Regions from separate parts of the Homo sapiens genome. Here region 1 is linked to region 2. Evidence: chromatin loops called from intact Hi-C (ENCODE). Cell type or tissue: HCT116. All regions are shown on one strand. Each heading gives the region's core, and the rest is flanking DNA. Links, peaks and the distances in the headings are about the cores only.

What was found. A loop is a pair of places that touch in the nucleus more often than their neighbours do. Peaks named below come from ENCODE experiments on the same cell type or tissue, not always from the same donor. Only the 100,000 strongest peaks of a DNase experiment are listed, where the experiment ranks them.
Region 1: a loop joins it to region 2, with 10 times the contacts of the local background. A loop is called at or near these places in 9 of 110 quality-filtered maps.

What each region holds. Positions count from the first base shown.
Region 1 is chr12:85,440,311-85,457,451 of GRCh38, forward strand. All of the region lies in intron 4 of LINC02820 (long intergenic non-protein coding RNA 2820), which reads left to right. Among named protein-coding and RNA genes, the nearest start is that of LINC02820, 130 kb to the left of the region's middle. In HCT116, for the core only: a CTCF peak has its summit at 8,423 (motif pointing left); no DNase peak of the experiment used is centred there.
Region 2 is chr12:84,868,203-84,885,343 of GRCh38, forward strand. It overlaps SLC6A15 (solute carrier family 6 member 15), which reads right to left. Exons shown (of 12, transcript NM_182767.6): 5 at 15,657-15,838; 6 at 8,295-8,405; 7 at 4,885-5,126; 8 at 4,400-4,592; 9 at 2,276-2,468. Among named protein-coding and RNA genes, the nearest start is that of SLC6A15, 36 kb to the right of the region's middle. In HCT116, for the core only: a CTCF peak has its summit at 6,537 (motif pointing right); a DNase peak (open chromatin) is centred at 6,579.

The DNA of each region.
Region 1 (17,141 bases), core at 4,221-12,220, 570 kb after region 2:
ACTCCTGAGGTGATTTGACAAGCCCAAATGATACCTGAAAATACAATGGCTTACATATAAAAGAGAAATTACTACCTTAGAGAACTACAATCTTTTACTCAGGGCGGTAAACAAACTTGCCCTTTGCTCTGAAGAGAGAAAAGTACTGTTATCTTTCAAGACTGTTTGCTATACAAATACTCTTGATAAGATTGCCAGAAACAAGAGGCAGTGAATGCCTCTCTCCTAGGAGGTGCAGAAATGCAAGAAGCCTGGAGAATCATTTCACAACCAAAGTATGTCAAACTAAGATAATTTTCTTTTTCTGATGTTCACTGTATTTCAGAATTCTTATAAGAATATACTAATTTTATCATGTGATAACATTTCTTCTGGTACACTTGCACATAAGAAAGCTGTATAGATGAAAAGATGTTGCAATTGGATGAATCTGTTGCACACAGGGTCCAGATAGTTTAATTTATGAAAACCTTAAGGGAAGTCTTAGGCAATACTCTTGAACAAGTTATCACCAATAATTGCCGTCCTTCTTGATATGTTAATTTCAAGTACTTTTTTCTCTGACCTATGTCCTACTCTTTTATAAAATATATTTTAGCACCCCCCTCCAAAAATTGTATAAGTTCGTTTGAGGTTTACAATCTACTTATCCCATTACTTTTTCAATATGTTTCAACCCATCATGCCTTTATCATCTATGGGCACGATTTATATTCTATGATCAATAATTAGGATAATTCTCTACAACTAGTGGCTGATTGAATTGCTGCTGTAGTCTTAATGTGTGTCTCCCCAAAATTCATAAGTTGGAACTTAATCTGCAGTGCAACAGTATTAAAACGTGGTGACTTTGGGAAGTGATTATGATATAAGAACTCTGCCCTCATAAATGGGATGAGTGCCCTTATAAAAGAGACGCCAGGGAGCTTTTTTGCCTGTTCCGCCATGCAAGGAAACACAGAAGGCACTGTCTATAAGAAACAGGCCCTCACCAGACACCAAATCTGCTGGCACCTTGATCTTGGATTTCCCATCTTCTAGAACTGTGAGCAATAAATTTCTGTAGTTATAAATTACACAGGGTAAGGTATTTTGTTATAGCAGTCTGAATAAACCAAGAAAATTTCATGTAACCATTGTGGGATCAGAGAAAAAGCAACCATAATCCAAGGGCTTCTATTTTAAATTCATGGCCAAAAACCACAAATGTTCAAATAATATTTAGAAAATGTTTAGTATCATGGCCCATCATAATAAAGCGACTATCCAACGAGCTGCATATTTTACAACTATACCTATGCAGATGAATGGGACTGAAACACACACCCACATTCACACAAACACACATTCATGAGATACATGTACTCAGACACACCAGGGCTGACTTTTTGCCTTTCCTTTACTGTAAATCTCAAATGTGTACTAAAACTGACAAATCATTCCATTATATTTTCTCGGAATATTTTCTTTCCCACTCATTCTCTCAGAGCATTATGACACACATTTTTCCCTCTGTACAAACCTCCAACAATCTCCTAATTTCCAGGTGATTATATTAACTCATATTTAACTGGAAAATAAAACAAGATTAATCTGACTCTAGGAGGACAAGACAACTATCCAGAGATTTGCAGTGCCACCTAATGGATAGTCCAGAGGGCTGATCTAGAGTTAAGGGAGAGAAGTTAGAGGAAAAAAAAGTTATTCCCAGATGATTTTGAGCTACTTAGTGAAATACTGGGAGGGTGAAGCTGGGCAACTATGTTTACATGCTCTTATAGATAAAAAACAACCAGATTTGAGTCACTGTTGGGTTTGAAGCTGTATATGACACTTGTAATAGTGTTAAATTCTCAATGTGACATGAGAAGAGTTTTTAATAAATCTAAATAGGTGGGCATATGTAGAGATAAAATAGACTTACCAGGCCAGGCACAGTGACTCACGCCTGTAATCCCAGCACTTTGTGAGGCCGAGGCGGGCAGATCACGAGGTCAGGAGATCGAGACCATCCTAGCAAACACGGTGGAACCCCGTCTCTACTAAAAATACAAAAACAAAATTAGCCGGGTGTGGTGGCGGCCGCCTGTAGTCCCAACTACTAGGGAGGCTGAGGCAGCAGAATGGTGCAGAATGGTGTGAACCTGGGAGGCGGAGCTTGCAGTGAGCTGAGATCGCACCTATGCCCTCCAGCCTGGCAGCCTCGGTGACAGAGCGAGCCTCCATCTCAAAAACAAAAACAAAAACAAAACAATAACAACAACAAAAAGCAGACTTACCAAAAGTTAATAAAAGAAAAACAGTTAATTTAATTAATGCGACCTTCCAGCCAAACTTACCTGAAGGGATAGAAAGTGAACATCCCTAGGCAGGGGAATGTTAAGTATTCTGGATCTCATTATTCCAGGAAGGGTGGAGCATAATTTACTAGTAGATGGGGGAGGAGATTGAGGTTGTTGTCCCAGAAACCATGATTTACCTGAGAATTTCCGATTCAGCTCTTGAGGTCCACTATTCTACCAATAGCTTTCAGGCAATAATATACACTACAGTACATATTCTGAGACCTGTTTGATCCAAAGTAAACCCTGGGAATCTTCCTGCATGAGACGGACCAGCATTCAGCCCATGGGTTGTTGATGCACAGGTCTTTAGCATTTTATTGCTGAAAGCCAATCATATTTTCATTCATTCATTCATTCAACACCTTTATTGAGTATTACTACTTTAAACGCAGGGAATATTTTAAGTGCAGTAAAAATTAGATATAACCACCTTCTCTCTTGAAACTGGTATTCTGATGGGAGAAGGCAAAAATTAGATTGAGTAAGTAAAATATAAATGTAATAGACCGGGCGCGGTGGCTCACGCCTGTAATCCCAGCACTTTGGGAGGCCGAGGCGGGCAGATCACGAGGACAGGAGATCGAGACCATGCTGGCTAACACGGTGAAACCCCATCTCTACTAAAAGTACAAACAATTAGCTGGGCGTGGTGGCAGGCACCTGTAGTCCCAGCTACTCGGGAGGCTGAGACAGGAGAATGGTGTGAACCCAGGAGGCGGAGCTTGCAGTGAGCCGAGATCGCGCTACTGCACTCCAGCCTGGGCGACAGTGCGAGACTCCGTCTCAAAAAAAAAAAAAAAAAAGTAATAGATAGCAATATATGCTATGAACAAAAATATAGAGGATAGGGGTTAGGTGTGCATGAATAGAGATTATAAATTTAAATAAGGTGGGTAGAAAGGCCTGAGATGTGGTATTTAATGAAAGAACTGAAGTTTGGGAAGTATAATGGAAGAAAAAAAAAGAGTAATGACTAGTTTAGCACACAGGTATCTAGGAGGTACCTAGGGAAAGTGTTCAGGCAGAAAGCACAAAACAGTTCAATACTTTAAGCAGGTTGGTTTCCTAAGTGTGCACCCTGTGCTGATGCACAAGATCTTGCACAAGACCCTTGCCATCTTGAAATTTTTTTAAATTTTTGAACAGTAAAACTTGCATTTTGCTTTTTGTACTGGGCCCCACGAATAATATATCCAATCTGGGCCTTAAGGCACATCAGGGGAATGGCAATGAAGTCCCCATGATTAGAGGGAAGTGAGATAGACAGAGTAGTAGATGTCAGGGATGGAGAGAGGTGACATATCTTGTTTGACCTTGAATTACCTGAATAAAGCTTTAACAGAATCCGTACAACTGCTACGTTGAAAATAGAATGAAAGGATCAAGAGTAGAAACAGAGTGATCAGTTTTAAGAGAACTATTTCAGTGAAATCTTAGCAAGACTTGCTGGTAGAAATAATATCTGGACCTAAATGTAAAATACTGTTGTATCGTCCTGTTTTTATTTAAAGGCTTATAGGTTTCAATGCATTTAGATGACTGTTTAGGGACAAAAGGGAGAAAGCCTTATTATAAAGTGCCATTTGTTGCTGAAAGGCAAGCTGTGATAGAAGATTGTCTCCTGTCAATGTACCATTTATGATCTGTGATCTAAATGTCCCAAGCATATTTTAAAATATGCCTTATAAACTGTATGAAGTTATTATGATCATTACTACAATTGGGAAATTTGAACTATCTCATCTGTGATGGTTCTTTCCATTTCTTATTTTTTGATTTGTACATTGTCTTTTGCCATTTAATAGTATCTTAAATCTGATTTTATTTTACTTACTCTGGCTTCAGAGAGACTAAGTTTATTTTCAATTCACATTTAATTTTGAGGGTGGTAGAGTTGTCGTAAGTATTGTATTTTTAAATATGATTATGTACATTTCACCATTTAGGATCAAATGACATAATGTATATGAAAATGCTTTCAAAAGCCTAAATCACTCTATATATGCAAAAGATTAAATCATGTATTAGGAACATTGTAGTTTAAATCTGTTTGAAATAATTTGTTTGAAATTCACATCATCCAGCAATTTGAGAGAACTACATACTCTTTTACTATAGCTAAAACATAGAACTTGCTTTCATTTTACAAAATAAAATTTTTGGAGAAGGATTAACTAACAATTTTCTACATAGTGTAAGATTGTTCTGATATTGGCACCTGAAGGCTGTTTAGAATTTTCCTGCCAAATGTGCAGTTTCTTGGATTTTTTTTATGTCATGGGAGAGAATTAATTTTCTGTGTTCATGCTTGTTTCCAACTTTAGACTTCAATTTATAAGAAAAAAAAAAAGCTTTCTTCCCCCTACCTAAAATGTTAAATTGAAATACTCATTCCCTGGATCAAGTTGTTGGTAACTATAATGTTGGCTACAAATGTATCTGTTTTGTTATGATCCAGACAGTGATGTGATTGTAGATATATTTCTTTATGAAGATGGTGATTAAGGTAGCAAAGGTTAAATGTTCTATCATGACTCTTCATCCCAGCCTCAAACATCAAGTATCAGCTTTTACCCAGCTCCCTCTTTCCAGCCCTCCCTGTGTTCCCAGATACGGTCACACCCATCACTGCCTTCCACTCTCTTCCTCCAGGGAATTTGTCCTGATTGGATTGATATGCTTTTTCTCTATTAGCTCTCTCCCCCACAGATTCTAAACCTGGTTGGAGTAGGACCCGATGCCTGTTTGTTCTCCCAATCCTATCCTGTTACTTGGCAAATAGAAGCTGCTGTGAAATTATTCCTTACGTAGTTAACATCAGGGTGCCTGCTTCAAGTGGGATTATTGTACTAAAATGTTTAGAATATGCGAAATATATTAGTAGCCACAGGATAAACAGTGATCAAGTAGCAAATTTTACCTTGAGTTTTTAAAAAATGAAACACAACTTTACAATTATTTACTTTACTGGTTTAATTAGTCAGGATATGCTAGACTATGCTGCATTAAACATTAACCTCCCACATGTTAGCAGTTGTCTTGTGAGCTCAGTGGAAATCACTGCTCTGGGAGATTACTCAGGGACCCCAGCTGACTGACGTTCCTCAATACTGGGACACACCACCTCAAAGCACGGCTTCCAGGGCAGCTGCAAGAAGGAAAGAGACAAGGCCAGGGAACTCACACTCATTCTCCAATGCTGTGGATTGGACATGACAAGTGCCACTCTGTGCACAGCCATTTGGCCAATACTTGTCATATGGCCCTGCATAATGCAGGAGTCTTGAAAGCCTTCTATTATACAAAGAAAAGTGAAACAAAGCAGATGTAGTGAGACCTAAAACAATTTATCACTAAGTAAAATTTTTATACTAGGGAACATTTCAGGATTTTTTGTTTTGTTTTGTTTTTTTAGACGGAGTCTCACTCTGTTGCCTAGGCTGGAGTGAAGTGGCACGATCTTGGCTCATTGCAACCTCTGCCCCTCAGGTTCAAGTGATTCTCCTGGCTCAGCCTCCCTAGTGCCTTGGCCCCCCAAAGTGCCGAGATTACAGGAGTGTGCCACCATGCTCAGCGTTTATCTCAGGATTTTGAATGAGAAATTATAAATGTGACAATAAACAAGTAGAAAGTTTATTCTGAAAAAGCAAAAGGGCTTGATCAGAGAATATTATCTAAAAGGCAGAATGCCTTGAATTAACTTTATTATGTGAGTTCTGAACACCATCTGATGGTAATATATCTAAATTATATAAAATCTAGCCTCCCTCCCTCCCTTCCTTCTTTCTTTCTTCTTTCCTTCCTTCTCCCCGCTCCCCCAATGAATTTGAAATGTGAAGCATAAACTGTCAGCCTAAGTCATTAGAAAACATAAATTAAGCAATTTTTAAAAAGGATTTTGTACTTCTTTATATAACTTTTACAGTTAAAAACTTGACAAATGCATAAAATATGAACTACAAATACTTGATAAAATTATTCAGTCATTCTGCTTTTGAAAAATTGTTTGAAATAAAGCATGATAATAATAAAGCTGTGACCATGATTATGGCAATGAAGGGACAGGGTTGCAATCAAAGTTCCTCTGTATGGGAGCCTAAGAGACTATTCTTAGAAATGGGAACATGGGTTTTTATAAATTTCATTGAGTCTACATAACCAGCTTTGACAGTTTAACTAATTTTAGAGCTTACTAAATACTTATTTTTCAATTTAGTCAAATAACTGGCGAAAAACAAGTGTGTTTAGCTAAAGTAGTGAGTAAAACTAAGAAAAATCATCGAATTGGTAGAACATATAGTTTTAGCCTCAAATTATATCCAAAAGACTATGACAGAATTGAATGTGACCAAAAGTTGTTTTGGTTTGGAAATCCCTGACCCCAATTCAATGTAATTGTTAAAAACTACTTACCTTGGATTGACTTCTCACAGGGATGTCTTACTGAATCAGAGAAATGGACACTTAGCGACATCTGATTCCACCACAGTTACACATATACAGACTAGGCATGAAAGCCATATTAAAACATAATCACATCAAACCAAAAGCTAAAGTGAAATATAAAAATGTCTATGCCTTTATGCAACAAATGCATTTGTGTTATGGAAATACATACTCTAGGAAACCCAGTCTGGCTCACTGCATCGTCCTAATTTAGCTCCTATTATCTTTTCCAGAAGGAGGGGTTATATCAACTTATAGCATGTAATGCCAAGTGAGCTTTGGCAAACTTTAGAGATATTTATTTTGCTTATTGGTAGCCATTTATTGAAAATATGTTTTATATTATGGGTTGTAAATAAATATCTTTTGAATTAAAATTGATACCATGTATGTAATATAATTGATATCTTCTTTAGTTTTCTTTTTCATATTTCTATAAGGAAAAACTTCTCATCTCTTTTGACTGAACACTATTAATGCTTAGAGTATAACTTATTCATTCAATAAGTATTTATTGAGCATCTACTAGTTTATTATTTCAGAACTTTGGTTGAAATCAAATAAACAAACAGAACCTCTTCTCTCATGGAGTGAGGAAGGCAGGCATTAACAATTATAAGTAAGTAATCTGTACAGGGTGCTAGGAAAGAGGTAGCATGGAGATGATGAAGATGTAGGTGGGGCAGGCTAGGTAGGACTCATTGAGAAGGCACCATTTGAGGAAAGACTTGAAGATGGTGTGGCAGCAGCCAAGTAGTACTCTGGGGAACAGCATTCCAAGTAAAACAAAGTAAAGAACTAGAGCAGAGTTGTGTATCTGCTTTGTCTGCAGAAAAGACTTGGGGTGTGGTTTGGGGTGAATAAGAGAAGTGGGGAATGGTAGGAGTTGAGGCCAGAAGGGTAGTAGGGAACCAGAACTTAGACATTCACTCTGAGTGAAACAGGAACATTTTCATGTTTTGAGCAGGTCAGGGACATGATCTGAGTGGTGATTTAAAAAGACCCACTACTTACTAGGTTAAGAATACACTGCAGGAAAACAGGGGCTGAAATGAAGAGGTCAGTAGGGAGGTAATGGTGGCTAAAAAGAAGATAACAGCAGTAGGGGTGAGAAGAAGTGGTTAGATTCTGGGAATACTTTGAAGATAGAGTCAACATGACTTTCCGACATATTGGATATGGAGAGAGAGGCAGACAGAGATAGCAAGAGAAATGTGAGAACAACAACAAAAAAAGAACAAATTGATAAAACAGAGAAGTGAATGATGACTCCAGCACTTTTGGGCCCAAGTAGTGGGAAAGATGCAGTTTTTATCCAATGAGACATGAAAACTGTTGATGAAATAGATTTGGGTGAGAGTGATGAAGAAGATCAGAAGCTTAATCTTGGATGTGTTGAATCTGAGAAAACTGTTAGGCATTTATGTGGAGACATTGAGCCCTTAGTTGGTTGTGAAACTGAAGTATTAGGAAATAGATTTACATTCTAAAAAAAGTTTACGGAGGAAGACAGACATTTAGAACAGTAATAGAAAAAAATTGTGTTTCCAGTTCAAATAGGAAAATATTTTCCCTCAGTCATATGTACTGAATTTTATAGCTGTACATATAAACCACACGACTATTTTTGGTCTCGCTGCTGGGAAAATAGCACCATCTTGTGGGTAATAATATACAGGTATATTTTTAAAAATTGTAAAAAATGGTAGTATAGTACATTTCCCTGTATCCTAAAGAAATTTAATTCTTTTTTAAAAAATAAATATATTTATTTACTTTTACATTTTTTGTTTTAATATTTCTGAATACATAATATTTGTACATAGGCATGAAGCACATGTGATATATTGATGTAAGCACACACTGTAATGATCAGGTCAGCAATTGGGATATCCATCATCTTAGCATTTGTCATTTCTTTGTATTGAAGACAACTACATCCGCTTCTTTAGTTATTTTGAAATATACAATAAATTCTTGTTAACTATAGTTGCCCTATTGTGCTACTGAACACTACATCTTATTCTTTCTATCTAATTGTATTTTTCTAACCATTAACTATTCCCAAATTCCCCACTCCTCCCCACTCTCCTTCCCAGTCTCTGGTAACCATCATTCACTCTCTACCTCCATGAGATCAATGTTTTTTAGCTACCACATATGAATGAGCACATGAAATACATGTCTCTTTGTGCCTGGCTTATTTCGCTTAACATAACGTCCTACAGTTCTATCCATGCTGGAAATAAGAAGATTTCATTCTTTTTTTAAATGACTGAATATCCCATAGTATATACGTACTACATTTTCTCTATGTATCTTGTCTATTGTGAATAGTGCTGTGATAAACGTGGGAGTGCAAACACCTCTTCAAAATACCAATTTCCTTTCTTTAGGACATTTGCTTGGACATGAGATTTCTGGATCTTATGGTAGCTCTAGTTTTAGCTTTCAACGTAACCTGCATACTGTTTCCCATAGTGGCAGTACTAATTTACATTTCCACCAATAGTGTATTAGCATTTACCTTTCTCTGCATCCTCATTAACATTTTTTTTTTTTTTTTTTTTGTGTGTGTGTCTTTTTGATGAAAGCCATTTTGACTGAGGTGAGATGATATCTCACTGCGGTTTTCCTTTGCATTTCTCTGATGATTAGTGATGTTGAGTATTTTCTCACATACCTGTTGGTCATTTGTAGACCTTCTTTTGTGAAATGCCTATTCAGATTTTTTGCCCATTTTAAAAATATAATTATTTATTTTGCTGTTATCAAGTTGTTTGAGTTCCTTATATATTCTGTTTTTTTAAAAAATACATTTATTTATTTATTTAGAGATAAGGTCATTGTCTCCCAGGCCGGAATGCAGTGGCATGATCATAGCTCACTGCTGCCTTGGACTCCTGGGCTCAAGAAATCCTCCCACCTCAGCCACCAGAGTAGCTGGAACTACAGGAGTGAGCCACCTCACTTGACTCTATAGACTGTTTATTAACCCCTTGTCAATTGAATAGTTGGCTTATATTTTCTCCTATTCTATAGGTTGTCTCTTCACGTTGTTGTTTCCTTTGCTGTTCTAAAGATTTTTAGCTTGATGTGATCTCATTTGTTCATTTTTTCCTTTGGTTGCCTGTGCTTTTGAGGTTGCACTCAAGAAATTTTTCCCAGACCAATGTCCTGAAGCATTTCCCCAATGTTATCTTCTACTACTTTCATTGTTTCAGATCTTATATTGAAGACCTGAAATCTGACCATGTTGATTTGATTTTTGTATGTGGTGAGAGATAGGAGTCTAGTTTCACTCTTCTGCATATGTCCCTCTACTTTTCCAAGCACCATTTATTGAAGAAATTATCCTTTCCCCAATGTGTGTTCTTGGCACCTTTGTAAAAAAAAATCAATTGACTGTAAATTCTTGGATGTATTTCTGGGTTTTCTGTTCCATTCCATTGGCCTATGTGTCTGTTTTTATGATAGTACCATGCTGTTTGATTACTGTAGTTTTGCAGTATAATTTGAACTCAGGTAATCTGATGCCTTCTGCTTTATTCTTTTTATTCAGTATTGTTTGGCTATTCTGCTTCTTTTTTTTAATTGATGAATAATAATTGTGTATATTTATAGAATACAATGTAATGTTTTAATCTATGTATACTTTGCAGAAAGACTATATCAAGTTAATTAATACATCCATCATATCACCAACTTATTATTATTTTCTTTGCTGAAAATATTAAAAACCTATGTTTTCACTTATATGCAGAATCTAAAAAAAGTCTTAGAAACACAGAGTAGAAAGGTGGTTACCAGGGAATAGAGGTGCAGGGAGGTGGGCAGCTGGAATTCATTAATTTACTCATTCATTCTTCAAAAATTTTGAAATACATTATCTATATATGCATAATGATATCAGGCCCAGTGGGAAACCAAATAAATTATATAAATCAATATCACTGTCCTGAGGAAACGTATTGCCCCATTAAACTTACATCCTATTAATATTTAAGGAATAATAAAACTGGAAATTATAGCAATAAAAAATAAGTATGCAGTAGCTGTTTATAATCCAGATTATTATTTTTGTTTTGTTTATAATTTAAGAGGTATAATTTTCTTCAAGAAAACAGTTTATCTTTTTTAAAAATGTACACATTATAATTGCACATCTTTATGAGGTATAGTTTGATGTTTCAACACACATATATGTTGTATAATGATAAAATCAAGTTATCCAGCATAACCCTCATTTCATGCATTTATCATTTCTCTGTGGTGAGAACATTCGAAAGCCTATTTTCCAGCTATTTTGTAATGTATAATACCTTACTCTTAACTATCCTGACCCTACTGTGCAATAGAACAGTGGTCTCTAACCCCTGGGTCCTGGACCCCTATGGGTCTGTGGCCTGTTAGGAACTGGAACAGTAGGAGGGGAGGTGAGCCACCAGTGAGCATTACTGCCTGAGCTCCACCTTCTGTCAGATCAGCAGCGGCTTTAGGTTCTCATAGGAGAGAGAACCCTATCGTGAACTGCGTATGCGAGGGATCTAGGTTCTGCACCCCTTATTATTCTTATTAGAATCTAATTAATGCCTGATGATATAAGTTGGAACAGTGTCATCCCAAAACCACCATGACCCACACCACTGGTCCATGGAAAAATTGTCTTCCATGAAACCTGTCTCTGGTGCCAAAAAGGCTGGCACAGGTCTGATGCAGTAGAATGCCAGAATTTATTCCTCTTTTCTGATTGTATCTTTGTAGCCATTGACCAACCTGTCCCCATCTTCCCTACCTCCTTCACCTCTTCAGTCTCTAGTAACCACTGTTCTACTCTGTGAGGAAGTCAAATTACTAGTTTAGACTATTGTTTTTTAAATCGGGTTCACTGAATTTGCGTTAGGAGTTCCACAGCATTTTACCAAAAGGTAAGAGAATGGCTGTGTAAGAAAGTTTGCTTTGATTTTGTAAATGACCATAAAAAACACATTTAAAATATTCTATTTGAATACCAAGTTCATAGTTTTTCTCATTTTTTTCACTTTTATTGTTATGTTCTAACCAAGTCAGACACAAAGTGTATTTAGTTCCTTACATATATCTAGTATAACTTTGATAATGAGCTGGATATCTTTTAGAAATTAAAACAAATAATCAAACAAATAAATGTATAAATTACTAAGCATCATCATTTTGTAACCAAAATTGTAATAACTGATTCAGACAAAGATTATCAGTGCATACTAAAACCATTGAGTAAAAAGTTGTCTGGGAACTTAATGCTCAACTGATCACAAGTATCACTATAGATTACATATGAATTTAAAACGGGAAGAGGTATGTACCTCTACAGTGGAGAAATCTAGTGAACATCATCTTTGCCAAGTGTTTAAGATTAGCATAATCAGTAATGGCATAAGCTTAAATTATATTTCCCCTGATATGATACCATGGGAAGGATACAACATTATCTAAAATATAGTATTGTTGACATAAATATTTAATCTGAATCTAATCATGAAAATACAAACAAATCTACAAGGTAGTCTATAATGCAACTGGCCTAGAGTCTACAGTGTGAATGTCATAAAATATAAAGTAAGAGCTGTTTTAGATTAAAGGAACTAAAGAAACAAGACAATTAGATATAATATTTAATTTTTTGATCATCATTTAGAGGGAAAAAAGCAGCTATAATCTAAATTGTTGAGATACTTGGGAAGATTTCTTATATAAGATGATTATTATTGCATTAATATTATATTTCTTCAGTGTGATAATGTTATTGTGATTATGTAGGAGAATATTGTGTCATTATGAGACAATATAGAAAGTATTATGATGCTTAAGTAATAAGGAGTATAGTATCATCGTATCTGCAATTTACTCTCAATATTTTTCTGGAAAAGAAGACAAATCTGTATCTATATTTATGCCTACCTCTATTTCTATGACTATATCTATGTGAATACTCAATATCTATAGTTATATCTCATATGCAACTATATTTATCAATGAAGCAAATGATTAACAACTGATGAATCTAAATTAAAGCCATGTAGGAGTTCTTTCAAATTTCTTATAGGTCTGATAATTTTCAAACAAAAGAAATTAGGGTAAAAATGGTCTCATTTACTACATAACGTATTTTTTTCTTAATTTTCCCCATATTTTTGACATATAACAAGCTATAGAAAATATGCTGATAATTAAGACCAACATTCAAAATACTACTTACCCAAACTCACAAAGTTAAAATCTGATAGGGCTGAGATACACATCCAGGCTGGACTGGAAGTTCTTGTCCTTGTCACATTGTTACCTATTGCTTTCACGGTACACCTAATTACAATCTTCAGACTGGTTCGTGATTACTAACTCAATTTTTTTAATCTCCCAATCACAACTTTCTTCTGACTTTATGTTCTGACTTTAACTGATTTTTGAATTTGACTACCAATTCTTAGAACACTTTTCGTCTATAAAATAAAAGGTTTAGACTAGATGGAAGTTCAGGCTCCCACTAATTCTAAGATTTTAGGCTTTTGTGTATTTCACATATTTTTCATCTCAAGTAAATATGATCTGATGTTATGTGTAAGAAAGTTTGCTTTGATTTTGTAAATGACCAATAATCTACAAAATGGAAATAATCTACAAAATGGAAAGACCATAAAATCCTTTTATCTAACAATAATGTACACATTCAAGTTAAGTTTTAATAGTAAATATGATGCAATATTCCGATTATTTGAATATTATAATTTATATATATTCTATTATTTAATATATCTAAATCTCTACTCATTCCAGACATTTTAGCTTTTGCTGTATTTTCCAAATTGGGATTTCAGAAATGAGCAATTTCTACCATTAGAATTATAAATAGGTTTAAAACAAATTTATTTAAATAATTTAATACTTTAAAAATTATTTCCAAGCAATTTATCTATGAATGTATTCCTCTCTTTCTTCATGCTTCCTAGCTTCTACCTACGTCCATGAAAGTCTCATTCACTAGTGAAGGGAATTCTGGAAGCTTTTACTTTGTTTCTCTTGCTAGGATAGCCATTTCCTTTGCATTAATTAAATTCAGTTAACTTGTTTTACATTCCACTTGGCTTTAACAGTGAAAGCATTGAGGAATGATATAAGGAAAGGAAGGGTAGATATAAACAAGAAAAACACTCGACAAATGTAATAAAGAATGGACACAATGTTTTGCTGTAATAAATTAAGAGCACTTTAATTTGGGTAGGGAAATTTTGTGGACTCTGTAAGGCACTATGATTTATGGGACTAGGCTGAATGCAAAAATTTATCAGTATCCAAATATCTGGTCAGATTAAAATTGAGAGAGCAGAGATTCAGAAAATAAGAAAGTTGTTGGTTTCTATCCTCACCCTTCTACCTATCACCAAGAGTTCTATCTCTTAAACCTGCTTGAAAATCACTGACTGTCAAAGAAACCCCTTACCCTCATGTTGGAGCAAAAATAAATAGAGACATATTGGTTATTATGCTTCCTCTTCCAACAGAGGGCTGTTATTTTCCAGCATTTCATGAGAATTCATAATTATGTGTATTTTTATAATACATTTAGAGAGAAATGCATTTCAGCCTTTTCTTGACAGCAACTGTACAACTCTCAGATGTCACCTTCTATCTCAATTCGAATATGGAACATGTGAAATTAAACAGTATTGCTGCTAATAGTGCAGTGCTACTTACTGGTAGCCTACTTACTGTTTCTTTTCCTAAGGAAGTCAAATTATTTTTTTAAAGATTAGCAAATGAATAGCAATATAATATAAGAAACTGGCAGAAACCTCAACATGGGGGAAGCTTTTAGAAAAAAAAATTGAATTAGTAGATTTTTAACAATCCTAGTGCCACAGTTACTGCCTTGAATACTGTGATAATGCAAGTATATTGAGCAATTTCAGGCAAAGGGGTTTGATTACAATTCATTTATGGAAAGAAGAGAAGACAGTTACCTCTTGTTTTTCATTTCACAAATGATTTTCATGCTATTTTAAAATGTATAATAGCTTTATAAAATGATTCTCTTTTATTTTTCTGACCCCTTTGTGGCATTCCAGTCTAATAGATTAAGGTGAAACTCAGATAAGTGTCTTCAACGGCCTGCAAAGTAAATGTCACCAAAGATCTAAAATCAAAATGCTATCACTGTAAGTTATAATTTGTGTTTACTTAGTTTCTAAGAATTGATTTTAAAAGGGAGGTTAAGGCATTAATTGCATGTTTCATACTAAACAAGTCAAAGAAAACATAATCTCATAATCTGAAATACTCATGAATGGTACAAGATAAACCTAAAAACAGTATTTTAATTATAGTGCATTTGTCTTCTGTTTCCTCCAAAGATATTGTCTCTGTGCAATCTTCTGATACAACTTTTCTTTCTCAGAGAGGCAATAGCTTTAAATTATAAGCATTTATATTATTTATCTCCTCTGCTGTCTGTGGAGGGTGGGTCTGATGGAAGAATCTCTTCCTTTGCTATATTGAGTGGTGGATAGAAATAATAGAACCCTGGGGAATGGCTTGATAGGTCTACATCAACATGTGAATCATACAGGGGGAAAATTCCAGTGAGAGGAGAGGTAAAATGTAGATTCAGTGTGACCTAAGAATGTGTGCTGAGATAGGGTAGATTTGAGAGTACATGAAGAGTATAAAACTTTTGGAAAGGAAGTAATAACTTAAAGAGTAGTTTTTGACATGTACTATGTGATTTAATTTCATTTTGTGTCTTCTGCAAGAAATAATCAGTAAAAGATTGCATTATTTTTAAGATGTCTTGGAAATGGATGTCTAGAACTTTTAGATGAGATGGTGGGCTGAGATGGGTCTTAATGCAGGAGAATGTCAGCATTTTGTTGTGCTTACACAGCTTTCCATAACTCATTTATAAACCTGACTCCTTTCTGGTCTGCCTCTTACAACTTTGTATGCCTTCCACCTTCCCAATTTATCTCTTTGACTCTCAGGTGCCTTCCCCTCTTACCTCAAGTATCCAGGGAAAAGATTAAATGAAAATCACACCACCAACTTTCAGCCATTCTTACCTCCTAAATATTTCTGTTTCTGAAATATGTGGTTTCAACACATGCAACCTGTTTTCTTTTACTCTTGTGTTTATATTAACTCTATAAGTCCTAAAGACCAATTTTAATTATTAGTATTTTGTAGCATTTGATACCATCTACTTTCTCATGTTCTTGAAATTCATCCAGCATTTGGCACTGATACGGGAGGCGGGCAGGGAAGTGCTGGGTAGAGAAGGGTGGGGTACCTGGTGAGGGCTCCACCCTCAGGCCTGTGTCCATGGATTTAAATGAGGACAGGAATTTCTGTTTTCGTGCCCCAAAAGTTGTCTTTTGGCCCACCACCCCCCACCCCCCAACCTTGTGCTCATAAAAACCTGGGGCACAGACCCAAGTGGCTGGATATCAGTAGAAGCAGAAGAAGACACTGACAGACACCAGCAGACAGTGGCAGGCCAGAGATGGTGGAGTGACGTGGATGCCAAGGAAACTTTGGCCAGGGGCAGTTGGAGGGGAGTCTGGCTGCTGGGCAGCCCAACTCCAGGGAAGACCACCTTCCCTTTCCATCCCCTTTCTGGCTCCCCATCCATCTTGCTAAGAGCTACCTCCACCATTCCATAAAACTTTGCGCTCATCCTCCAAACCCACGTCTGATCCGATGCTTCTGGTACACTAGGGCAAGAACCCAGGATACAGAAAGCCCTCTGTCCTTGTGATAAGGCAGAGGGTCTATCTGAGCTGATTAACACAAGCCACCTGCAGATGGCAAAACTGAAAGAGCACACTGTAACACACACCCACTAGGGCTTCAGGAGCTATAAACACTCAACCCTAGATGCTGCCATGGGGTGGGAGTCCAGAAATGCTCCCCAGGACCTGCCCGTCTGCATGCTTCCTTTATGGGTTTGAGCAGTGGGGCACTGAAGAAGCAAACCACACCCATGTTGCATGCCCTGAGAAGGGGATAATGGGAACTCTCCCATTTCAGCATTTTGTGGTAAGATAATGGAGAATTTCTTCTTTTGTTTTTGCTTATCTAACAGATGTCAGGTTTCATATCAAGCCTTTACATGCACAACAATCCTGCAGATACCTCATTTCAGTGATGTTATAGAGAGAAAATGTTGGCATACAAGTGAGGTAAATTTGTCCAAGATTGCATGGTGCCTTTTGAAGTTTAATGTAGGCATTCTGTCTCTAGAGTATGCTCACTTAGGTACTCCACTGAATATTTTATAACCAATGAGATTGATTATATTGCCACTAGTTTTCTTTGTAC
Region 2 (17,141 bases), core at 3,107-11,106:
GAAATGAATGTCATATGTAAACATATAATGTAGAATAAGAAAAGTAACATTTACTTGGATTCTACTGCATATTAAATTTAAATGCTTATCACAGTATAAAATAATATTGCATTCTCTTACTTAATTTTTATGACATCCCAGTTGAACAATGTATTACTTTGTTTACAGATGAGAGAAATGATCCTGAAGAACGTTAAGTAATGTGCTTAAATTCTCAAGCTGGAAGTAGCAGAGTTTGGATCTGCACCCAAATCTGTCTGCCTCAACAGCCTGTGTCACTTTCACTATCTCCTAATTACACCCCAGTATGAGGCAAATATAAAAAAGTGCATTATAAGTGGTACAGACAGTAAGAGTTTTGCTGGAGATGTGAGGGAAAAAGATAATGAGTAATTCATTTGCCTAAATCTTACTGCATAAAGAAGTAAACACACCTACCAAAGAAAATGAGGTAATATTTCATTGAGGTCAAACACGACTACGATTTGAAGTATCAGTATGATCCCAAAAAACAAGAAGTGGGAAAGAGGGTACATTCCCCTTTGCTCTTTCCAAATAAGTCTTCCAGAAGGTCTTAGAAAATACTACTTTGTGTGATTTTCCCTTTACACTGTTACTTTTTCCTTAACCTGCAAGCCTTTTACTACAGGAGGGGACGGTTTGGATATGGCGAGCAAGGATAAGAATACAAAAATGACTTTAGCCTGCATGTCAGGCAGGATATGGATTTTCATATTAAGTGGAAATCACTTTCTTGAATAATATAAAGCAGTTTCTCATTTCTGTTCAGCTGAATTGTGGATATATAGCTATCAATATTAACAGACTGCTGAAATTAAATTGTTTTATACACGCACACACATGCACATGCACAAACACATACAGACATAATTATCAGAGCAGCAAATGATAAAGGTATATATTTGAGACTTATTTAGACATATATTATTAGTAAATTTTTTATGGCTAAGAAAGAGCTGGGCACGGTGGCTCACGCCTGTAATCCTAGCACTTTGGGAGGCCAAGGCGGGCGGATCACGAGGTCAGGAGATTGAGACCATCCTGGCTAACACGGTGAAACCCCGTCTCTATTAAAAAAAATACAAAAAATTAGCCAAGCGTGTTGGCACGCGCCTGTAGTCCCAGCTACTCGGGAGGCTGAGGCAGGAGAATGGCGTGAACCCGGGAGGCGGAGCTTGCAGTGAGCTGAGATCGCACTACTGCTGCACTCCAGCCTGGGCGACAGAGCAAGACTCCGTCTCAAAAAAAAAAAAAAAAAAAAAAAGCCTTGGGGAATTGCACACCACTGCCCAGCATTCATGGTCATCTCTACAAAATTTGTATCCAATCTTATTTTACATCACTTACCAGTATTGTTTCTGTACTCTAGTATGGTTGGCTTTCTTATTGTTGCCTTTATCTTCATTTATGTATGTTTACTAGCTATCCTCTGACCCTTGAGAAGATCCTTCCTCTTTCCAATTCAACTTTCATCTCTTTCTCTGACAGTTCCATCGTATATTTAGATGACCTAGACTCTTTTGAATTCTTATATGTAAAATCCATTATGCTATCAGTATTTTACATGCTGTAAGTCTTATCTATGCAATCTGATTTTAATTTTAGTGTTATTGTTTTTGGAGAAGAGTTTTTTATATATTTGTATATCTCTTATAATTTATTTTATATCCTTTATAGCCCTTAAATGGGAGTATGATGCATTAAACTGGTACTTTAATAATCACTTGTAAATTGGACCTATTAACTACCATCCATATTGATAAATTGTTTTATTTTCTTCTCTACTTGGAGACATTAACTACTAGTAAATTACTACTGCTGCTGTATATGAGAACGGGATTTAGGTTTATCATTTTCAGCTATGCACTTTTTGGATAGGAATATCACATCTGAACTGCTCTAATTATGATTATTTGACTTGTATAAAAATTATACACAAACAGTCCATGACTTTATTCTAGTGTCAGTCATTCTTGATAATGCATTACTATTAATGAATTATAACAATAAATATTTATTATAAATGATAAAATATAATTTATATTAAAACATCCATATTATATTATACATACAATAAAAATTATACAATTAAAATAAAATAAAATAAATTATACAATGTATACAATAATAAATAGTGATAATAGACATTAATAAAACTCAAAATATAAGACTTTCCACTTTTCATCTCTAATCTTTCACCAAGAATAAAATGGCCTGGATTTGTTCAATGAAAAGTCAAATACAAAAAACTCACCAGTAAGAATTTCTTTCCTCACTTTGAAAGTGTCCACAATAGGCGTGACAATCCCTTCAATGGTTCCAAACATACTGCCAAGGCCTAGATTGACCAGCATGAGGAAAAACATCACTGACCAGAAGGGAGATGCAGGAAAATGTGTCATCGCTTCTGTAAAGGCAATAAAAGCTAAGCCGGTCCCCTGAACAGCCTGCAAAATACACAAAATAGCAACATTAGTACAGAGTAATTATTAAACAATGGCTCTATATGTCAGTTACAATGAGGAGGAAAGATCTCTGAATAATGGCCAGGACTGCTGGAAATAGACATGCTCAAATCAGCTCTTAACCTGATAAATCATGTTGTCATTCTCAGAACCTGGATTTAATTAGATCAAGCAGATCCAAATAATGAAATTTTGCCTATAATTAATAAACAGAGTACACGATTGTGTTGTATATACTAACTATTTCACAAGGCTCCTAGAATGAAAAACTATATTAAAGAATACATAATATTTTTGGTTTTGTTAAAGCTTATGAATATGAATAGTGACATATTATCATAGATATATAAATACAAATATATATATACAACTATTTCTGGCTCATATATAAAGATTTTAAAAATTTGGTTTTACCTTACCTCAAAGTGGCTCAATCAATTGTTGTTATATATATATATACATATACACTATGAATAATAAACTTGTTTTGATTTAAGAGAAAACTGCAAATGCAAAATAAAAGGATGTGAACAGAATAAGTAGATTATAAAAAGCCAATTTTTAATTTAAAAAACCTACATCTTTACCTTTTTTTACTTCTGATATTCCTACCTCCCTGATTAAAAAAAAAAAAAAAGTTGGGCTGATATACTGGTTTGCATAATTCAGAAGACACAATGAATTTCCAGTCAAAACTAATAACAAAATGAATAAAAAGACAGATACTCCAATTGGGCAGAAAGAAATTGAATTACTTGCAAATATTAATGTGAGTTTATTTTATAAATATCACAAATATTGAGTTGTAAAATAACAACTTACTTTGTCTAACTAACTGTACCTATAACCAAACTTCAAGTTGTGTTGTCTCATAAAGACAGATGAGAATTAAAAAAAAAAACTTTGAACGGTACATTAGTAATTAATTAAATATTTCCTTAAGGAATTCAAGGTTTTTATATTAATGATGGCTTTACTTTTTAATGAATAATATCCACACATGATTCTTTATGTTAGTCTCAAGTACAGTTAACTATCTTAAAGCAAATAATTAGTGACTAATTTCTCCATTATATTTTCCTTTTCGACATACAGGAGACAGTGGCAGCCAATATAAGGACATTTATTAATGGTGACCTATTTCTTATTTAATACAACATAGCTAAGAAAAAGAACTTCATCGGTTGGGCACGGTGGCTGAGGCCTGTAATCACAGCACTTTGGGAGGCCAAGGCGGGCAGATCATGAGGTCAAGTGTTCGAGACCAGCCTGGCCAAAATGGTGAACCGCCTTCTCCCGTCTCTACTAAAATTACAAAAATTAGCCAGGTGTGGTGGTATGTGCCTGTAATCCCAGCTACTTGGGAGGCTGACCAGGAGAATTGCTTGAACCTGGGAAGCAGAGGATGCAGTGAGCCAAGATCGCACCACTGCACCCCGGCCTGGGCGACAGAGAGAGACTACGGCTCAAAAAAAAAAAAAAGAACTTGATCATGACTTGTGGAACACAACTATTAAAATTTCTATTTTAAATATTATTCATGCATCAAAGCAATCATGTATGTGTAAATGAGAGCCATAATTCTAATTCTGTATTGAAAATTATAGCAAGAAAGATTTCAGACTAATCATCATTCTATGATGAAAATCACTTTATATTCATATTTTAAATTATTGTGGCTCAATCAATGAAATAACTTTTTAAAATAAAGCAAATCTTTACCATTTAAGAAAACATATTCTCTAAAATTAAGAATGTAAATTCTGAAGGACTTATAATGCCCAGGAGCTTCTCCGGGCATTTTAAGAGCTTCTTCGGGCATTTTAAGGCCCTTTTCCTGAAGGGAGTCTGCTGGATAATGCATATTTCAAGTGAATGATAATTATTTTATTGCTCAAACATGGCTTACTAACTTTATTTAGCTCTTCTTCAATTTTACAGGAATTGAGATGAAGAGCAGGAAACTCTTCTTCTTTCACTTTTTGAATGATGTCATAAACTAAATGATAATCTTCTGCAGTAACAGTTGAAAGGTTGATATGATGGGGAATAATATCCTGACTAATGTTCCCCATTTTCAAAAATTTCATGATCGTCTCTGAATTTCTGAAAAATAAAACAACATACAAATGAGCACATAAGAGTTCTTTGGTGTATAGTTTGTGAACGACTATGCCATTATAAGCTAATGAATGAGCAATGTTCCCAACACAAAGAAATGATTAATGTTTGAGGTGATGACTATCCCATTTACCCAGATTTGACCATTATACATTGTATGTTTGTGTCGAACTATCACATGTATCTCATAAATATGTATAGCTATCATGTATCAATAAAAGTATAAATAACAAGATAAAAACTAAGAAAAAAGGCAAATGGAAATTAATATTCATACTGTGTAATGCATTTCTCATTTATGACATTTGCTTTGAAGCCCAGAACTGCAAACACCACCAATGTTGCCAGGACAGAAGTGAAAAAATTGATGAAGGACACCAGGACAGCATCAAAGTGGCAGTTGTTGTCTCTCTTGTTGTAGCTTGAAAAGGCAATGACACCACCAAATCCCAGACCTAAGGCAAAGAACACTTGAGTAGCAGCTTCTCTCCAGACCTTGGGCTCCAGCATTATTTCAAGCTGTTTAAAAATAAACATAATAGAATCAGCTACAAAATAATGTTTCAGAATAATTAATTTTTATGGAATTTACTGTTTATGGAGTATACAATGATATTTATGCATCCAAAGTTTATTTAAATCGGGAAATAATATGTTCTTAAGCATAAACATCTATTTTTAGGAAACAAATAATTATGAGTAAGAAAGTTGATCAGTCCTTTACATGGAGATTTTAAGTACATGGGGATTTTCTACTTACATGGTGGTTTTTAAATATTTTAAGAATATCAAAGGAAATATGAAATGAGAATATGAAGAAAAATTAATTATCCTCAATCATTTCCCATTATGTCTTTTTTTCTTTCCATAGCAAAACAGGTCAATTACCAATAAAAGTTAATAGTTGCTTCACTAACACTCCATGTTTTGTGTTTTCTGCTGTTAATCTAATGGTCGAAGCAGAAAACAATTATAAACTTCGCAGAGTTGAACTATTTGTACTTTGCATATTCACATATGTATTCTTCATTCATTCAAAAGTCTGCTAAAAGATTTTTCTTTGAAAATTGAAGAAATTCACCTATATTGTCTATAAGATACTCTTTCAGATCCAAAGTTCTGACATTGAACAGATATTAAATATTGAACAGATATTTCATGTAGTTGTGCTTTATGTCTTAGATAATTATCACTGTATATAATCAAAACTTAAATGAAACAATTCAGATCAGCCAAGTGTGGCCCAGATCTTAATAAACAGTTCCTTTTGATTTCAGTAATAATAGCGTTTAAATTGGCATTTTATCTCTTTTTGCCATTACAATCAAATTGCCTTTATTGAGAGCAATGTCAAACATGACTAAGAACACGAATTCTACAGAGAGTTTCAGATTCTGATTCTGCCATTTAGTAATTTTAAAATAGTGCAAACAATGGCAAATGGCGTGTCCTCTCTGAGTTTCAGCTTCTTCAGAAAGATCAGAATAATAAGAAGTGTACCACTTACCACGGTGCCTACCACACTCTAAAAATGCTCAGTAACCGATAACATAGATGAGCTATAGCGGCATACACACCGGTAAGCATTTTATATGGTTTAACTCATTTAGTACTCACAACAACCCACGAAGTTGTTGCCACTATTAACTGATTCTTAGGAAGGTTATGTAACTTGCCTAAGTTTACACAGCAGCTCTGAGGTAGAGATGAAATAAGAACATAGGTAGATTCCAAAATCCATATTCTCTCAAACAATAGGATGTATTGCTTCAACTAATTTTGGTTATTAAAATCTATGAAATATGCTTATTAAACATAATCATGATTATCTTCATAATTTATGAACAATTAACATATGCACATTGTTTACTGACCATTGCTACATCATATTCTATTAAAATACACTCAACTGTCTATCTCTGCTTTAGCCACTAGATGGCAGAAAAGACCTATTAACTAAAGACATTACCAGCAGCCCAGTTTCTGAACTAAATCTCCACTCACTGTTTCACAAGTATTTGATGTGCTTATGTACTTTCTCCCCTACATAAACAATGTAAAATTTTTAAAAATTACAATTACTTCTCATATTGAGTATCACATCCTACAGAAATGTAATAGAGTCTTATCAACACTCAATGAAAAGTTAGCTGAAGGAAAACTAACATTTTAATAGTGATCCCTAGTCTAGGTCAGAAATGTTAATTCATGCTGCAGTTTTCAGTACTGGGGCCATATAGAATTATTACATATAAGCATTTAAATTCTAAAATATCTAGCTAAATCAAATGTTTAGAATTTTGTCACAAGCAATTGTCAGTTTAGAAAGAGAATATATTCTAGAAATTCACACAGAATTTTGGTTGTCTTGAACTCAGAAAACATTTTCTTCAATATTATACATATAAGTATTTTTGGTCATTAAGTGTGGCCCATTTGTAGCAGATTTAAATTATAGTGTGGCTGAAACTCGTAAATCTTAACTAGTTGTTCACAGAGAAGTTCCAAGAACTCTAAATGTTAAACAGGAATTTTGAAGTAGCTGAGAAAACCAGACACCAGTGTCAGCATTTTTGCTACTACAGAATGAATACCAACTCAGAACCACACACACAAAGAACACAGCTTCTTTTACGCAGTATCAAGGCAGCCGCCAGGAGTGACAAAGAATTCCAGAGAAGCTAATCCCTTATGCCCAAATCTCACAGCACAATGCTGCCTGCACATTCATCCTTCAGATAACTTTTAATTTCTAAACTAATTTTGAAATCGTATCTTTAGACAGTTTCATCTTAATGTCTGCCTATGATAGTATTAGCAAACTAATAGTGGGGTGCACCATATATATATATATATATATATATATATATATATATATATATATATATATGAGAATCAAAAACGTGGTCCCTGTTAAAGCAGTATAAGAAATTATGATTAAGCCCACACTTATGATTAACCAGGTTAAGTGGGCCCACCGTTGAGTTTAGCTCTACAAAGTTGCATGATGGATTATAAGTTCTGAGCCCTTGATGGAGTCTAATGAGAATTTTCCTAAAATATATATGCATCTATAGAAGTTACAGAACTTCACAAGCTGATTACTATAAATATTCTTCCAGAAGCTACAAAACTACAAAACCTCAAAAAAATTAACTAAGAAAAGAAAACACTTATTTTCTCTGAGAGAGTATTTTAGGGCTCTTAATCTTATTTTAGGGTCCATGGATTCTAGATGATCAGTCAACTTCCAGATACACTAAGCAAATTAATATGTTCATTTTTTTTTTTGGGAAAAAAAATCCTCGTCACTTTTTCAAAGGGATCCATGACACAAAAAGGTTAAAAACCACTAAAATAAAGGGGAAAGAGTTAAGGAAGACTGAAAAATTCTGAAGTCTAATCAGTATAAAACTTAGAAATAAATTTATTATAAAAGAGAGATTTTTGAAGTTGAAATAGTGGTAGCCTTACTCTAAAATCAAAATGGGATATAAAAAATGGAGATAAATGGCTATAATTATACATAAAAAATGCTGGTTTTTCCTAGACTGGTTAACAACTATAATTTAAAAGTTTAATGTACATACATTAGAACAATTATTCCTTAAATATAACTTAGAATATTTTAACAATAAACATAATGCTTTCATGATCATAAGCCTTAAATAGAAATATGGTACATACCTTAGGGGTAAACATGTGGCGAATGCCATCAATTGAACCATTTAAAAGGAATGCTCTGATGAGGAAGCAAATAAGTACCACATATGGAAACAGAGAACTAAAATATATGATCTGCAAAGAAATAAAAATAAAAATAAGTGAGATACAATGACCATTTTTTTATAGATAAGATTTTATATGTTAGTTTCTGTACTTTGACAGTCACTGTTTCATGACAGGATTAATAAAACTATTAATAACTTCTAAAGCCATTTTTTAAGAATGGTTTATGAGTCGTGATTCAGCCTTAAGATTTTATTTGAGATACAATTTACATTTAAAACACACTATCTCCTTTGAAAAAATCCATCAGCTATGGTGTAGCTTCAATAGTGTTGATTCCTTATAGTTCATAAAACAAGAAATATTTAAGACAGAAATGAACAGGCACTAACTACCTAATGAATTCCTACTTTTTTGTTGTTGTTCTAAGTAGCAAAATAAAGTCCTATTTCTTTTTCTTTTAACCAAATTTTCATTGTGATTCTGTAAAGCTTTCAATGCAGTATTGTTCCTATGCTGTATCTTCCAGAACCCAAACAATCAAACGTGTAAAGATTTTACTTTCCGCTTCAGCAATTTTCACTGTTAAACAGTTCAGCAAATATTTATAATAGAAAAGGAAGTGTGCTACTCAGACATTCACTGCCTCCTTGACATCTTCCTCTGGAGGCCTAATAGGTCTCTAAAATATTTCAGGTCCAGAGGGAAACTTCTGAATTTCCCTCAAAGCTATTCCCACCCATCTCTATTTCAGAAAATGGCCCCACCCTCCATCCCATTAGTAAAGCCAAACATCTAGAAATGGTTCTGGACTATCCATAATATTCTCCTAACTGAATTGCTGGCTGCCCCTTGGTTTATGTCATACCCTGCTTAAAACACTCCAGGAATTTCTAATGTCGTTGGAGTGAAGTGCTGATTCCACCCTCTGGCCTGCAAAGTCTTACCCTAGAGTGCCTGCTTGCCTGGCCACCACTCTTCCCATGGAGCTCTGGCCACTCAGGCCCTTGCTATCCTGTGAGTCTACCAAGCTCAGCCAGCCTTAAGATGCAGGGCGGCACCTTCCTTCAGAAGCACCTCTTCCTTATTTGCAGATGACTTGCTCCTCCTTACTATTTTAGTCTCATCTTCATCTTCTCCCTGAGGTCTTCCCTGACCACCCAAAATAAGGTGATGCCTTTTTCTATCCTTTCTCTCCCATCTGCCCCCTGCCAACCCTCAGTGATATTACCCTAGGTTTGTTGTTGTTGTTGTTTAGAGCACTTAGCACTTTTCAAATTTTATTTATGTGTTTCTGTGTTTATTTTTTGTATCCTCTAACAGGGTATAAGCTAGTAAGGGTAAAGATATTTTCTGTTTACTACCATATCTCACACACCTAACACAGTTGCTGACATAGTAACTCTATCATATGTATCTGTGGAAGGAAGGAATGGAAGGAGAATTGGAACAATGGAGGAAAAAGTGCCATAGCAGATGATGCTTCCGGGCAGGTAAAAGATACTGAATTCAATAATAACTACAAACAACATTAATATAAGGCAACACAATAAGGGGCACTCTCTAGTTTTACCCACTTAAGAATCATATATAAACACATGGCACACCTTAAGGAAAAAATATGGATAAAATGCCAGCATACTTTAGAACACAATATTTTAAAAATAAATTATATTTTAACTTAATTGGTTGTAATGAACATAATTTTTTAATAATTTCAAATTGGTTTAATCCTTTGATTAATCCTTCACTCAAATTTTTTGATTTTTTAAAAAATCAGAATGCTTTCGGATGGATTTTTTCATTCTCCCTGCGTACTTTTGGCATTCATTAAATTTGGCAGTTGCCTTGATCTCACTTGAATTAAAGTAATCCCCTTTATGATTCTTCTTCAGAAATGTTGTGGCTAGCCAGAAGCATGGATTCACTTTTGAACAATAGCTTCTTTTTATGTTTTTAAACAAAACTCAAATGTACTGCTTTATAAATAATATAATTGACTTCCATTAATTCTGCTTATATAAAAGTGAAAATGAAGATTATACATTATAAAGTCTAGATAGACTGATTATGATTTTATCTAATAAAATATGCTTTTTAATTTTGTTTTAATTTTATATTTTATCTTTATATTTTTAATATAATTTCTAATTAGGTACTAAGAAAAGATTCTTCCTGTACTCATATTATTCGAGGCTAAAATACTCTAATCTACCCTTAGTATGTCCCACTTCCTCAAATCCCATAAACCAACTGATCACCACACCCAGCTAATTCTACCACAGAAATCTCACATCTGTCCCTTTGCTTCACCTCTCAATAGCACAACACCTTTCAGTATGAAAACAGTTTCCTGCTCATCTTGCCTCCAGATTCTGTTAGCTTTCCTCTGCATCCCAGAAATCCATTTTTCACAGTTGCCAGAGCGATCTTTCTAGAAATCTGGTGCTATCACTGAACTATTAAAAATCCTCAAAGGTTCCACACTGTTTGCTAGCTAACAGCCCATCATTTTACAAGAGTCCACAGAGCCTCCAATATCATCAGTCAACTTGCATATCATCCTTCGTCTTCCACAAGCTGCACAAGTTGTATGCAAAAGTCACACAGAAATACTCAGCAGTCGTTGAGCTTTGTACATGCTGTTGTCTGTGCCTACACACAGTTCTCTGTGAACTTGCTGGTGAACTTCTCTTCAACCATCGAACCCTACTCCAAAATTTACATCCCCCGTGAAGCCTTCTTGCAAATCCAGTTTAATTGCAATTGCTGACTCTACACTATCACACACTTTCTTTTTTTTTGGAGACCGAGTCTCACTCTGTCGCCCAGGGTGGAGTGCCGTGGTGCAATCTCGGCTCACTGCAACCACTGCTTCCCGGGTTCAAGTGATTATTTTGCCTCAGCCTCCCGAGTAGCTGGGATTACAGGCACCTGCCACCATGCCCGGACAATTTTTTGTATTTTAGTAGAGACGGAGTTTCACCGTTTTGCCCAGGCTGGTCTCAAACTTGTGAGCTCAGGCAATCCACCCGCCTCGGCCTCCAAAAGTGCTGGGATTACAGGCGTGAGCCACCGCCTGGCCACTATCACACACTTTGTATGTGCTTCTGTTACTCCACTTAGTATGTTCTAATCATCATTACAATATGTTGCAATATGGTTGTACAATAATATAATACTAAAACATATTGCACATTAAGATAAAACTTATAGGAATTTAAGTTTTTCTTCTTGTACACAATTCATTCATTGAATTGTGGGTTCCATGAGGACAGACTGTGGCCTATTACTCTTTGCATATCCATCAGTGCCTGACAAATAGCAGATATTCAAATATATTGTTCATTGAGAGAGGATTTACAGGAATTTGAGTTTTTCTTCCTGCACACAATTCCTAAAATTGCAAGCTTATGGTTATTCTGCAGTATTTTGAAAATTATATTCTAATTATATGTCCAGACATTTCAATTTTCATTTATTAATTCAACAAACATTTAAATTCTTAAGGACACTGATCTGGATTCAGTAAGACTCTAACACAGTTTCCTAATAAGTTACAAGAACATTTCAAGCCTACAAGATGGAGAAAAATAAGTCAATATTTCAAACATTTAAGTGATATTAAGAAGGCAACACATCAATTTTATTCCTCTGTGAGCAGGTAAGAGGACAAAATATTTCATTTTTAAATTCCATGATTTAAAAAGATGTGTCTTAGGAGTCAGCAGGTTACTTAAATATCTGTGTCATTTATAAACACAAATTATTTGCATTCACTCATATGGCTCTAATCTTATTAGACCAAAACAGCCACTTGCATAATATTATTAAAATGAGTTAAATTCAACCTATTCACTGTATTTATACCAACCACTTTCTTCTCTCCATGCGTTACGTCTTATAACTTGAAGTTATTTTATAAATTTGTTTATTGTTTGCTGCCTCTGCCACTAAATGGAAACTCCATGAGGACAGGCACATTGTTTACCTTGTTAGTTGTATTTCCAAAACTAGATCAGTGTCTAGAACATAGTAAGTGCTTAATAAATATTTGCTCAAAATAATAATGAATGGGTGAATGATTATTACACATTGTCCAAGAAGTATACATTTTTAAAACTGGGAAATGATACAAAGAAACATGCTCCTTTGACTGATTTTTAAGACCCCTCCCCCGGGCCTTGACAACTATTATGCCTGTCAAAGCAAGTACGTTAGTAAGAGAGACTATTTTATCTTTCAAAAGATTGTATAAAACATTTTCATTTTACTAAAGTGTTTAAAAAATCGAAAACAAAAACCATTGTTTTACATATGAAAAATGTTTATTATAAACATACCTTCAGAATGTATCATTCTTTTTGAAAATTCTGTAGCCCAGTTTTAGCCCTGTCTATCATGTATTGGTTGCTTAATTCTGGCCAACTATTTATTTTCCCTGAGCTTGTCAACTTTGCAGTAAAATGGGGATAAAATATGCAAATTATCTAGCTGATAGAAAGAATAAACAAGATAATGTATGCATAGTATTTAGCATAGTAGTAGTAACAACAGGAAAGTAGTCAGAGTAGAAAATACTACCTTAGAGTTAAAAGCAAGCTTGGGGCTTCTCATTTCTGTCCTACATATTTGAGACAGTCATCCCCTTAATAGATTCTGTAACTAGGGCACATGCTACCTCTGTGTGACCACCTCCAGTGATGCTGAGCTCTCTACCATTGAGGCAACTGATTTCATTATTATCAAGTTTGATTCTTGAAAGGCCTTTCTTTCTTTGAAGGCTTACCACCATCACAACCTCCTCCATAATACCCACTATTTGATCATAGTTTTGCTCTCTATGGCCACACAAAGCAGCCCTATTCTTCTTTTGGTTTAACTATTTGAAGACTTTGATCACTGAGCTGAAATTTCTCATAATAAAAAGGAAAATACAAGATTTCAGTAAAATCCAGTATTGCAGATGTGGTCCAACTGATATGTGCCTACCTAGCCCAAAGGACAATGTCCCTATCATACCCCTCTTTTAATTCATGCAGTTTCCACTTAGCATTTTGGGGTATATGTATATGCATGTATGACTGTGTGTTTTGACCAAGCACATCACCAGCTGACTCATTCTTCTTTTAGCTGCTAAATCCTCTAAGTTGTTTTTCCATGTGCTAGCCTTAAACAATATTTCTCTCTTCTGTACTTGTGACACTGTTTATTTGGAGGCATTTTCTGTTTAGTAGGTAAACACAAAGCTTAACCTTTAATTCCTCATAAAGTCATTGTTATTATATTTAACTCATTGTTTCAGATTGAGGAATTGTGACAATTTTGGCTTCCACATCTTTGCTCACATTACCTACAGCTAGCTTTCTCCCCATCAGTGCCTGTTAAATTCTTTCTTCAAATATTGCCCAAATACTAGTCTTTTCCTGAGGCATTCTCATTAAAATAATAAATGTATGTACTAAATAAATTGTATTACATTTTCTATATAAATTTACACTACATGACATGAGAAGAACAACCCCAAGATTCTGTGATAAGAAAAGGATGAATAGTTCTTTAAGTGATGCTAAGACACAGACTAAGAAGAAACAGAAACAAAACGTGGTAGTAAGAGAACCTGAGTACAAGAGTTTTTGAGCTTCTCTGGATGACCACAGTTGGTTTTCTTTCTACCAAATGATATTATGTTAGGAATCATATAAATATGGTTAGGTCTTATTTAAGAATCCACTCCTTCATTTATAATGTGACGGGAATGTGGCTCTGACATAGTGGAAGACATACACAATTGAACAATTCGAAGTTATTTAGTCATATAATACAATAACATTGCCAAAGACTTAAAGATATTTAGATGTGTTAACAAGTATATTCACAAATTCAAAAGACAAAATGATACAGAGTTTCCTTCAGGAAGATAAATGTAAAATCAGCTACAATTTACAAGTTAAAAAGTCACTAAAATTTTTAATTAAATATAAAGTAACAGGAAGCAAAGATGAATTAGACAGACTTCTGCCCTAAAAGAGTTGACTAATTGGTGGGACTAGGACGGGGTGAGACATTATAGTGTTGCAGTTAAAGAACATGGGCTCTAGATTTAGACAGACTTGCATTTGACTCCAAATACTAGAACTTAATAGCCACGAAACTTTGGATAAGTTAAACTAATTCCTCAAACCTGTTTATTTTAAATCTGTAAAATGGTTCTGAAAATAAAAATTACTTCTCAAGAGTGGTTTTTATAATTAAATGGGATAAAGTATAAAAAGTAGTTATCACAGTACCCAAAGCAAAATACATTTGTAATAAATAATTGGCTTCAATTACTGTTCTTACCCTAATTCTTGTCAGAAACATCTTTATCATCATTTATTATTATTGTTATTATGACTACTTCTACTATTGCTGCTGCTACTACTACTACTATTGCCATTCCTGCTAGTATATGATGATGAGTGGTAATAAGTTAGCCTGAAATCAGTTATACTTTGAAAAGGAAAATAGCACAGCTGGACAGTTAAACGGCAGAGAGAAGAGCCAACAGTAAATTCTTGCTATGATCCAGCCAAGAGATGTGGAGAGCTTTAGAACAATGGCTGTGATAATGAAAAAAAAAAAAAAAAAGTAATACGAAAGCAAAATAGTGAATAGCAATTACTTTCCTAGAGCGTCCTTTAAAAATAATAACAAACAAGCTACCTAGAATTCACTTAATGTCTTTTTAAACCACAACCATTCTAATTTTCAATTTGCCTTAGAAGGAATGATATTTAGTCTTTTACATTACTCTGAATTCCTTGTTGGAATTATTATTAACTACTTAATGATGTTCAGAGCTTTAAGAAACACTTCACATTACATTATTTCAAAATGTCTTATGCAGCTATTCCTTAGAACACCTACAGCAGAGAGAAACAAATGATATCAAACAAACAAAATGAATGAATTACTCATTTTACCACTTTCCCCAATTTCCATAATTTAACTAATTGGTAATTAGAGAACTGAAACATTAGGACTAATTGAATAAAGGGCAAAAAGAAAGGACTTTTAAGTATTCACAAAAATTTTAAAGATCTTGTTGAAATAAGGAAAGATTATAATTAACCTTAGATTTCACTATAAAACACTGTTTTTATTTGTCTTTTTAAAAATGTAAGCACACTTTTGAAGTGTCACTTTTCACTAATATTTAACTACCTAGAATGAAGTGTTATGTGTGATTTGCCCACAGAAATCTGTAACAGAATTTGAGAGAGGGATGAATCCAGAAATGGTGATTAGCAGAATGAGGAAGGGCTCTAACATACTAACTTTTCCAGAAGACTGAATGCCTTTGATCATAGCCAAGCAAACCATGACCCAGGCAGCCAACAAGCAGATGGTCATCTTCCAGTTTAAGCCCCCACTTTCAGAAATGGAACTTGAAATATTCAGTGCTTCCCTGTACCAGTAATAGGTGGTGGCAGAACTTTGTTCACATTCTGGTTCTACAACTGTAGAAAGAAAAGTAACACACAATTATTTCAGAATATAAAGAGCAATGCGACAATTTCTTTTCCAATAAACCTGTAAGTGAATTCTTAATGCTTCCTAGAAAAGTACTACCATTGTATAGCAGCATGTAAATTCACAATGAACAATAAAAATTCAACTGTGCAACAAACAGAAATGTATCCTGTTAAATATTTCTTATGCAGTCCTGCAGTAAGAATATGTGAACCTCTTATCAAAGTAATTTTTATTTATTTATTTTTATTTTATTTTATTTTTATTTTTGAGACCGAGTTTTGCTCTGTCGCCCAGGCTGGAGTGCAATGGTGCGATCTCGGCTCACTGCAACCTCTGCCTCCCGGATTCAAGTGATTCTCCTGCCTCAGCCTCCCAAGTAGCTGGGATTATAGACACCCGCCACCAAACCGAGCTAATTTTTGTATTTTTAGTAGAGATGTTGTTTCACCACATTGGCCAGACTGTTCTCAAACTCCTGACCTCAGGGGCTCTACCTGCCTCGACCTCCCAAAGTGCTGGGATTACAGGAGTGAGCCACCGCACCCAACCCCTTATCAAAGTAATTTAAACAAATCAGGTTTATCACCCCTACTACCCTTGGAATTATGGGATTGACTCCCTGGGTAAGCATTGTCAAATATGCTAGCTGCTGGCCACATGTTGCTTTAGAAATGGGGCCAATCTAAAGTGACATGGGTTACAAATGTGAAATTTGAACTAGATTTCAGATTCAGTATAAGAAAATTATTGTGAATTATTATATTAATAATGTTTAGAGTAATTATATATTGAAATAGTATTTTTATATAATAGATTAAGTAAAATATTTCATCTATTTCTTTTTACTTTCTTTAAACATGTTTACTTGAAAAATATAAACTATATCTGTGCATTACAATCTATGTTTACTAGACATCACTACTATAGGTGACTGCTCTTTATAATATTTATATTATATTATGGGATTTAAAAAAATGATGGGAAAAGTATGAAACAACAGAACCAAAGACATAAAAGCAACTATTTTCATTCAAATTCTTATTTCTGTCCCCTTTCTGTTAGTTTTAATGAAAATGTAAGGCATCAATCAGGGCATACAAAATAAAGATTATCAAAGTTAATAAGTGAAGGCTTATAATACTTTACCCTAATATCTTAGGGCATAGTAAAGTAACTTGGAAAGAGCTAAAAAAATTAGATGGTCCCAAAAGTCTATCTCTAAGAGTATGTCAATCCTGAATGTGAGCAAAGTCTGTTATAATGATAATTTTGAATGATGTTTCTACA